Linked DNA regions of Homo sapiens: region 1 is linked to region 2. A link is a loop called in an ENCODE intact Hi-C map of the cell type or tissue named here. Cell type or tissue: dorsolateral prefrontal cortex. All regions are shown on one strand. Links, peaks and the distances in the headings refer to the core of each region. The heading gives the core; the rest is flanking DNA.

Region 1 (5,384 bases), core at 193-5,192, 150 kb before region 2:
ATCAAGGATATAGGGATGGTTTAACATACACAAGTCAATAAATGTGATACACCACAGAAACAGAACTAAAAAATCACATTATCATCTCAATAGATGCCGAAAAATCATTTGACAAAATCCAGCATTGCCTTTATGATTAAAACCCTCAGCAAAATCAGCGTACAAGGGATATACCTCAATGTAATATAAGCCATCTGTGACAAACACACAGCCAACATAATACTGAATGGGGAAAAGTTGAAAGCATTCCCTCTGAGAACTAGAACAAGACAATGATGCCCACTCTCACCACTTCTATTCAACGTATTACTGGATGTCCTAGCCAGAGCAATTAGACAAGAGAAAGAAATGAAGGGCATCCAAATCAGTAAAGAGGAAGTCAAAATGTTGCTGTTTGCTGATGATATGATCCTATACCTAGAAAACCCTAAAGATTTCTCCAAAAAGCTCCTAGAACTGATAAATGAATTCAGCAAAGCTTCAGGATACAAAATTAATGTACACAAGTGAGTAACTCTCCTATATATCAACAGCAAACAAGATGAGAATCAAATCAAGAACTCAACTCCTTTTACAATAGCTGCAAAAACAAATAAACAAACAAAAAAACTGAGGAATATACCTAACCAAGGAGGTGAAAGACCCCTACAAGGAAAACTACAAAATACTGCTGAGAGAAATCATAAACACAAACAAATGGAAATGGAAACACATCCCTTGCTCATGGATGGGTAGAATCAATATTGTGAAAATGACCACACTGCCAAAGCAATCTACAAATTCAATGCAATTCCCATCAAAATACCACCATCATCCTTCACAGAATTAGAAAAAAAAAATTCTAAAATTCATATGTAACCAAAAAAGAGCCTGCATAACCAAAGCAAGTCTAAGCAAAAAGAACACATCTGTAGGCATCACATTACCTGATTTCAAACTTACTACAAAGCCATAGTCACCAAAACAGCATGGTGCTGGTATAAAAAATACACATAGACCAATGGAACAGAATAGTGAACCGAAAAATAAACCCAAATACTTACAGCCAACTGATCTTTGACAAAGGAAACAAAAAACTAAAGTGGGGAAAGGACACCCTATTCAACAAATGGTGCTGGGATAATTGGCTAGCCACATGTAGGAGAATGAAACTGGATCCTAATCTCTCACCTTATGCAAAAATCAACTCAAGATGGATTAAGGACTTAAATCTAAGACCAAAAACCATAAAAATTCTAGAAGATAACATTGGAAAAACCCTTCTACACATTGGTTTAGGCAAGAATTTCATGACCAAGAACCCAAAAGCAAATGCAACAAATACAAATACAAATAAATATTAATACAAATAAATAGCTGGGACTTAATTGAACTAAAGATCTGTTGCATGGCAAAATAAACAGCACGGTAAACAGACAACCCACAGAGCAGGAGAAAATCTTCACAATCTATACATCTGACATAGGACTAATATCTACAATGACCTCAAACAAATTCACAAGAAAAAAAAATCCCATAAAAAATGGGCTAAGGATATGAATAGACAATTCTCAAAAGAAGATATGCAAATGGCCAATGAACATATAAAAAAAATGCTCAACATCACTAATGATCAGGGAAATGCAATCAAAACCACAATGAGATACCACCTTACTCCGGTAAGAATAGTCATAATCAAAAAATAATAGATGTTGAGGTGGATGCGGTGAACAGGGAACACTTCTACGCTGCTAGTGGGACTGTAAACTAGTACAACTACTATGGAAAACAGTGTGGAGATTCCATAAAGAACTAAAAGTAGAACTACCATTTGATCCAGCAATCCCACTACTAGGTATCTACCCAGAGGAAAAGAAAGAGATACTTGCACAGGTATGTTTATAGCAGCACAATTTGCAATTGCAAAAAAGTGGAACCAGCCCAAATGCCCATCAATCAATCAGTGGATAAGAAACTGTGAACGATGAAATACTACTCAGACATAAAAAGGAATAAACTAATGGCATTCGCAGCAACCTGGATGGGATTGGAGACTATTATTCTAAGTGAAGTAACTCAGGAATGGAAAAACCAAACATCGTATGTTCTCACTCATAAGCAGGAGCTAAGCTATGAGGATGTAAAGGCATAAGAATGACACAATGGACTTTGGGGACTCAGGGGGAAAGGGTGCGAAGGGGGTGGGGGATTAAAGACTACAAATTGGGTTCAGTGTATACTGCTCAGATGATGGGTGCACCAAAATCTCACACATCATCACTAAAGAACTTACTCATCTGTTCCCCAAAAAACTGATGGGAATTTTTTTTAAAAAGAAACATATAGAGTGGCAGATGTTCCCAACCTCTGTATGTGAGAGAATGTCTTTGTTAAATTCACGGCAGAAAGATATTCTTATAAATACAGTCATAATGCAGTCACAAGGTGGCATCTTCCTCCTATCTCCACTGCCTGCCGCTGTGATTCACTGACACTGTGTTATAGTTTTGTTTTTAAAACAAAACATGACAACTAGCATGCGTGGAAACAGACATTTTTCCTGCCTCTGCTCCCATGACTGGACTTGATGCTTGGAATCTCAGGAGGATCTTTACCAGCACCACTCTGCTCTCTTCCTCAGTCCCTCTTCCATCTTTCCCCATATGCACGTTGCAACTTATCTGTTCACAGTATCAGCTTCAATGTAGAAAGATGGGTGCTGTGAAGGGAGGGTGTAGTTGGTGTCCTCGACTCAAGCAGAGGTCCCAGCGGGTAGACAGGATTGAGGTTCCATTCCTGATTGAACAAAATGTGGGACTCTGAATCACAGTTTAGGTGGTGAGAATTATATAATGCATGCCTCTTGCCCTAGCCCACCAACACACTTTTTTTTTTTCCAGAAGTCTTTATTTCATGAGATGAAGTCAGGAAGTCAGGGTAGGTTTTTTTTACACTTCAGCTCCATGTTGTCATTTCTATACCTTTAAGTTGCTTTTTCTTTTCCTCTTTTTTCTTTTTTTTTTTTGAGTCAGAGTTTCACTCTGTTGCCCAGGCTGGAGTGCAGTAGTGCGATCTAGGCTCACTGCAACCTCTGCCCCCTCAGTTCAATGGATCATCCTGCCTCAGCCTCCCGACTAGCTGGGACTTCAGGCATGTGTCACCATGCCCAGCTATTTTTTTTTTTTTTTTTTTTTGTATTTTTAGTAGAGACAGGGGTTCACCACGTTGGTCAGGCTGGTGTCGAACTGCTGACCTCAAATGATCCACCCGCCTCGGCCTCCTGAAGTGTTGGGATTACAGGCATGAGCCACTGTGCCCAGCCTTTCTAATCTTAATGTTTAGTCTAACAAGTTTTTGTCATCTTCTGCATCTATTACTGTGGTATAGGCCAGAGTTTCTCAACCTCACCACTATTGTCATTTGGGGCTAGATGATTCTTTGTTGTGGTGGCTGCCAGTGCATTGTAGGAGGTTTTGTTGCACCCCTTACTCCTATACACTAGATGCCAGTAGCACTGCCCCATCCCCCAAATGTCTCCAGACATTGCCTAAGGTTCCTGGGAGTGAGACATGCAAATCTCTCCCGCTGGGAACCACTGCTTTAGATTAGAGAGCAGAAGGGACTACAGGGCTCTGGGGAGCGGTGGCAAGACTTGGAGCAGCAGTCTTAATAACACTCAGGCAGGACTTCTCTGACTGATGTGTCCCCACTCTCTTACCATGAGGACAAGTAACATAGGCCTGACTGTTCATCCCGTTGGAGGTACACAATGCCAGAGTGCTGTTCTTAGGCGTTCACCCTTGGGGCATGTGTTAGAATTATCCAGAGAGCTTTGAATGTGTCTAGGCCTATGGCAGACATCTCAAAATATTATTAACTTGAGTTGGTGGGGTAAAAGTCTTTCTCAGGTTATAAATCCGAAGAAGAGACTAAATGTGGCATCCAAAAAGAAGCCAAACTGAGAGAAAAATTAAAGACCTAAGTAGTTTTTAATTTCCTTTTCCAAGCCTTTTTGAGACCAGCTGTACCCTCTGCCCTTTCCCTAGTTTAGTTATACTAACCAAAAAATCCCTTTTTGTTTAAATGAGGAGACATTAGGTGCCACTTACTTGCAGCAAGAGTTCTAAAGCAATTGAGTACCTCCTTGGTTTGTGTGGGGAACACAGGAGATGGCACACATTGCAGATGCCACGGTGCTTTGCACATAAAGGGCTTCATGATGTGTTTTAAATAACACAGAGTAGATGATATTTGGAAAAACTTTTTTTTTTTTAAAAAAGTCCCAGCTCAAATGAAGTCTTACTCATTCCCCAGGAAGAACGAGATCTTTCTCCTCCTTGCTCTTTCTTCTCTGCTTTTGCAGTCACCCTACTGCTTTGTAATTGTTTGCAAATCTATGTTCTTTTCTAATGTTCTTTGAACTTCTGGAGGACTGGAACTCAGTCTTATTCACCTTTAAATCCTCCGTATCTAACATGCCAGCACATAGCAGGTGGTCAATAAGTATTGTTAGGAAAATAATTTGAAGAACATTCATGATTAAAGGTGGCAATAAGAGCAACCAGCCAGCATTTATTGAGTACACGCTATGCTCCAAGCATTGTCCTAAGAATTTTACTTTTTTATGACTTAATCCTTATGACAGCCCTTAATATGTTATCGTTATTACTCCATTTTACAAATGAACAAACTGAGTCAAGGCTGTACAACTAATAAATGGCAGAGTCATGATTTCGTCCAGGAAAACTGATGCCAGAGCCCTAACATGTTACACAATACATTGTGATACTTGTCACTGAAAGTATTTTGTTAAATACAGACGGAGTTAAATCATTCACTATTAGAAACAGAGGAAACTGAGATCACTGAATTCCATCATGAAATAGATACTGATGCTGAGCCAAGGATTGGAAGTGACTCAGTTCAGGTGGTTTACATAACCGTAGGCTTACCTACACGGTGTTCCTGACTCCCAGCTGGAATCTTTTAACCAAAGGCCCCACCCTCATGCAAAGTGCACCTTTTCTTTACACGTGCGCTCTCCCCTTTGGAGGTCTTGCTTTGGAAAAACCACCCCAGGTAGCAACTTGTTTCAAAGCAGATATATGCCAGGTACCACTTAAAGCCAGGTGGATCTTATCTGTTGAAATAGATCAAGAACACATGAAAGGGGACTGGGGACCCCCTACTTACACTTCAGACTTCAGCACAAACTTTCTGTCCTCAGAGAAGGCTTCTCTGGCCTCTCCAAGGTCAAGTCTGTCTACCTAAGCTCTCCTTTATTTAGCATGGTCACTTGTAATTACATATATTTTGTATGTTAATATCTGGTTAATGGTCACCTCACTTGTTACCCTTTAAGTTCATTGAGGATAGAATCCCTGTCAATTTTTGTTCCTTATATT
Region 2 (5,384 bases), core at 177-5,176:
AGAGAGGGAAACAGAAGAGAATCTCCTGCTGCCCCTGAAATCATACCTGCTTCCCTCCACCCCCATCTCTAAAAAATCTGTGAATGTTTTCAATAGGACTAAATTAATGTGTAATAACTCCATCTTAATGGAACAAGTAAGGCTTATCTAAAGTGTTATTAAACTTTCAGGTGAAGTCACTGGCTACCTCCTGCCCAGAGGAACTCAGTAAAGGAAACGTGTTAGCATGGCCTGATTTCTTGTCAGGAATTGTGGGGAAAGTGAAGATCGATTCTAAGAGCATATTTTGTTCTGGTGAGAATTTCCTTCTTTCATAGACTCCACTATCTCTTGACCACCCTGGGACTGTCTAGCAAAAGAAGACAGTTCAGAATTCTCTATCGGTCCAATCGTATGTGACTGTCAATCTACTTTTTGTAACTAGTAATTCATATTTACCCTATTTTCATCCAAAGGATTTGTTTTTTTAATGCAAAAATATATTCTGTATAACAAAATATAATTAGGAAATTTGGATGAAAGTAAAATAATATCAGGAAAATTAGAGAAGAAATGAGGTTATTTTTTTCAAGGCCCACCGACATACTATGCACCTGTTTGAGATGGGGTACTCTTTTGGTTCTATAATTTGTAGAAGGTATCTAGGAACAGGTAGCACAGGGAGAAAAGCGATGGATGTTGCAATCTGCACACTAAAACTGAATGATCAAAACTGTATCATAAAATCAAATTTATTTAAATGAGTTTCTTAGACTGTCCTAGAATTTATGGCTTTTGATAACTTACAAGAACATTTCATTGACATTCCTAAAATATTTTGAAAGAGGGAGAGTTATTGACTTAAATGCTTTTTTTTTTTTTTTTTTTTAGTGATTTTGCTTGCCAGTGATCTGGTTACATGTTAACTTGTTTTCACATCAGTAAGGTGGCTCTCAAATGCTGATACAGAATACAGTTTGAAATCATTGACTTGGTGATGCTACCACTATGCCGCTGACAAGCTCTGCACCTGTGTTCTTTGCCCTCAGATTGCCCACGCTTAGGAGGGTCAGTGCCTCATCTGAGAACTGCATCTGAAGATTTAAAGCCAGGTTCCAAAGTCAATCTGTTCTGTGATCCAGGCTTCCAGCTGGTCGGGAACCCTGTGCAGTACTGTCTGAATCAAGGACAGTGGACACAACCACTTCCTCACTGTGAACGTGAGCTGCCTTTCTTGAAGCCATTTCAGTGACTTTTGAAAAATATTGAAAACATAACTCTTTTCAGGAATGCTAGACAAAGAGTGAATACTTCACAGTAGCAAATATACCAAATATTCATTGAACCTTTTCTTTGTTTAATGAACTGTGCTGGGCATCATGAAGGAGATGGGTGATTAGGATCCAGAGGGACCATTTGTGCATGCATCCAAGGTGATGCAAGGAACTGAAAGGGTTGGAAAGACACACCCTACAGGTAGAGGCCCAGAGATAGATGGGTCATTGCTGGAGGGGGAAACAGGGAGAGCCATCTTCAGTCGAGTGCATTCATTCATTCATTTATTCAGCAACTTTTAAAGTACCTATTATGTGCTAGGCACTGATCTAGGTCCTGGAGATGCAGCAGTTCAGGGGAAAAAGCTCCTATTCTTATGTAGTTTACATTCTAATAGGAGAGACAGAAAAATAAGTAAATATAATATTTATTTATAGTAAATAATAAAGGTAAGGGCTAGAAGCAAGAGCTGTAAAGAAAAATAAAAGAGGCTAGGAAAATACAAAGTGTGGCCAGGTGTGGTGGCTCACATTTGTAATCCCAGCACTTTGGGAGGCCAAGACGGGCGGATCGCTTGAGCCCAAGAGTTCAAGACCAGCCTAGGCACATGATGAAACCCTATCTCCACAAAAAATACAAAAATTGGCCAGGCGTAGTGGTGTGTGCCAGTAATTCCAGCTACTCAGTAGGCTGAAATGGGAGGATCGCTGAGCCCAGGAGGCAGGCAGAGGTTGCAGTGAATTGAGATTGCACCACTGCACTCCAGCTTAGGTGACAGAACTAGACCCTATCTTAAAAAAAAAAAAAAAAAAAAAGTAATACAAAATGAGGGTTAGGTGGAGGCTAGACTGCTATTTTAGATAAGCACCTGTTACCACCTGATATATTCACCGTTTTTTTTTTTTTTTTTTTTTTTGGCCTATCTACCCCACTAGATAATAAGCTCCATAAGGCAGGGATTTTGTTTGTTTGGCTCACTGCTGTAACTCCAGCACCTAGAACAGTGTCTATGTGTTAGGCCATTTTGCATTGCTATAAAGAAATACCTGAGACTAGGTAATGTATAAAGAAAGGAGATTTAATTGGCTCACAGTTCTGCCGGCTGTACAGGAAGCATGGTGCTGGCACCTGCTCAGCTTCTGGGGAGGCCTCAAGGAGATTTTACTCATGGCAGAAGGCATCAAGAGTAGGCACATCACATGACAGAAGCAGGAGCAAGAGAGACAGTGGAGGGAGAGGTGCCACACACTTAACCAGATCTCACGAGAACTCACTCACCATTGCAAGGACAGCACCAAGCCATGAGGGATCTGCCCCTATGACCCAAACACCTCCCACAAGACCCCAATTCCAACATTGGGGATCACATTTCAACATGAGATTTGGGCAGGGACAAATATCCAAACTTTATCAGCGTCTAGTGGGTAAATGTTTTTTGAATAAATGAATTGCATGCCTACTGTGAGCCAGGCAATGTGCTAGACGCTGAGGGTTCAGGCTGCTGCTATCCCTAGGACACCCTCAGTCTGATGTTTGCATTCAGTAAAAATGTCATGCTTAACTGAACTGCTAGTTTAATACAAATAAAGTGTTCTTGGAGTATTTTGCTCTTAATGTCGTTGTCTTCTTCCTGGTCACCTTACAGGCATTAGCTGTGGGGTGCCACCTCCTTTGGAGAATGGCTTCCATTCAGCCGATGACTTCTATGCTGGCAGCACAGTAACCTACCAGTGCAACAATGGCTACTATCTATTGGGTGACTCAAGGATGTTCTGTACAGATAATGGGAGCTGGAACGGCGTTTCACCATCCTGCCTTGGTGAGATAAATGTTGGCAACTACTATATGAGATTATTCTAGCTCTGTAGATGACAGTCATCCCAAATTCCTGAGGTTCTTGAGGCATTGCTTTGTTAACTTTATCTCATCCCAGTAAGCTCTGGCCAAGCCATAGTGACAAAGCAGCTGTATGTAGAGGTGCCAGAAATGTTTTAAATTTTTATCAGGCTCCATATTAAGACTATATTTATATATCCCTGTCTTATACTTGCCCACCTATAAACTAGGGAAATAATAGCTTTTATTGTATATCTGCAATGTGATTATGACTGTTATATTTAAATTCTATACAAATATATGAAGTGTTGTGCATTACGTGATATGTAATGATTTAAAAGTAAAAACAGATGTTTGATACATACGGAAAAGGAATCAACTTTAATATTTATAAGCTGTCTTCATTTTAGATGTCGATGAGTGTGCAGTTGGATCAGATTGTAGTGAGCATGCTTCTTGCCTGAACGTAGATGGATCCTACATATGTTCATGTGTCCCACCGTACACAGGAGATGGGAAAAACTGTGCAGGTAACCAATATATGTAGAACTAAAAGTTCCTAATTCCATTCTTTTATTCAAGTACATATTTTAAGTGTATGTTATTTCTAAGTGAGATAATTGTTTCAACTTCAAAGGGCATACAGGTAGGCAGATAAGATAAAGTTCTTACAAAAGACACATCAGTAACAACTAAAAGTGCTTTAAAGTAGCATTGTGCCTCCCCCAACTTCCCAATTTCTCAGAAACAAAACTGACAGCCAACTATGATTCTACAATGTTGAAACGTCTACATAGTACAAGAATAATAGAGTGGATATAGAAATATAATCAGTGACATCCCTGCCTCAATCAGAGCAAGGAAGATGCTTTATCACATCTTCACTATCAATATCTTTCCTCTGCCTCAGTCACATAAAATTATATCATTGAAAAAAAATAGACATCTTGCCTCCCCAAGACATCTTGCACTACAATATTTTGAAATAGCTTTGATAATACCAGATCATCTCTCAACCCGTTGTTGTATTTCTTCATTTGTTGTGAAGAGTAACTCCTGGAAAACAATAAGATGTCTATATGAACACACCATATAAACAGTTCTTTATTTTAGTTATTTCATGTAATATTATATCAGGCACATTTTTGGTGTCACAAAATAGTTTGAGAGCAGGATTTTAATTCCTGTTTTATAATTCACTTTATGGATTTTCCATAAGTAACTTTTCTCTGTATGTTAATATTAGGTGATATTCACTATGGAAAACAGTTTAATAAGCATCTTTGGACATACATCTTTATGCTTACCTCTGGCTGTTTTCCTCAAAATCAGCTCATAATTGCATTTACTTTAAGAATTTGTTTAAACTCCTTGACTTATATAGCTCAAATGGCCTTTGAAAAGATTGATGCAATATATCCTCCCGTTTTGAGAATTCAAGTATTATATTCACTTTTCTTGCTCAACACTGGCCCAAACCTTGCTTTAGCTTTTTCTCCTTCCTATTATAGCAGTGGAGACCGACCCTGAATCTGTAGATAGGGAGAGCCCAGAGCCCATACTCTATTTGGGAAGGGAGGCTGGAAACTTTCCTGAATCTGCTTTATTCAGCCTTTCCATCAGCCTGACACCAAGTCAGTTGCTCTGAAAAACTGGGTATGAAGAGGGAACAGATGAAAGAGGCTAATGCCCTTCTAAGCCACTCTCTAGCACCACCACTACTTTCCCAATGAGCGCCTACCTTTGCAGCCAGAAAAATTATGTATATTGTTGTTAGGAATTGCTGTTTCAAACTATTATTGCTTAAATGCTTATTAAATGTATGTTCTGGTCTAATGTCCAATGTGTCTCTGGGCCCTCATGCATTTCCCTTCACGAGGTTTTCTCTTGCGATTTTAACAGGTTTCTTAACTATAGTGGAATTCTTTTGCTGTGAGACTTTGCATGGTTGTGTGAAAGCCACTTATTATTCCACCAAAACTGTCTGTTTCTAGAACCTATAAAATGTAAGGCTCCAGGAAATCCGGAAAATGGCCACTCCTCAGGTGAGATTTATACAGTAGGTGCCGAAGTCACATTTTCGTGTCAGGAAGGATACCAGTTGATGGGAGTAACCAAAATCACATGTTTGGAGTCTGGAGAATGGAATCATCTAATACCATATTGTAAAGGTATGTTTAGTAAATTTACCACGTTTCTTATGTTTGGCAATCCTAGAAAGGTAAGGCGTAGACATATGAAGTGTTATGTTGTATCAATGTTCTTTGTATTTGAACTGAGGTATTAGGCTCATG

What was found. Peaks named below come from ENCODE experiments on the same cell type or tissue, not always from the same donor. Only the 100,000 strongest peaks of a DNase experiment are listed, where the experiment ranks them.
Region 1: a loop joins it to region 2, with 2.5 times the contacts of the local background. A loop is called at or near these places in 7 of 110 quality-filtered maps.

What each region holds. Positions count from the first base shown.
Region 1 is chr9:110,580,515-110,585,898 of GRCh38, reverse strand. No RefSeq gene overlaps it. Among named protein-coding and RNA genes, the nearest start is that of SVEP1, 3.5 kb to the right of the region's middle. In dorsolateral prefrontal cortex, for the core only: a CTCF peak has its summit at 2,433; a DNase peak (open chromatin) is centred at 2,461; H3K4me3 peaks cover 729 bases; H3K27ac peaks cover 2,900 bases.
Region 2 is chr9:110,430,151-110,435,534 of GRCh38, reverse strand. It overlaps SVEP1 (sushi, von Willebrand factor type A, EGF and pentraxin domain containing 1), which reads left to right. Exons shown (of 48, transcript NM_153366.4): 29 at 171-294; 30 at 1,029-1,199; 31 at 2,900-3,073; 32 at 3,501-3,620; 33 at 5,085-5,261. Among named protein-coding and RNA genes, the nearest start is that of TXNDC8, 95 kb to the right of the region's middle. In dorsolateral prefrontal cortex, for the core only: no CTCF peak of the experiment used is centred there; a DNase peak (open chromatin) is centred at 3,014; H3K27ac peaks cover 4,918 bases.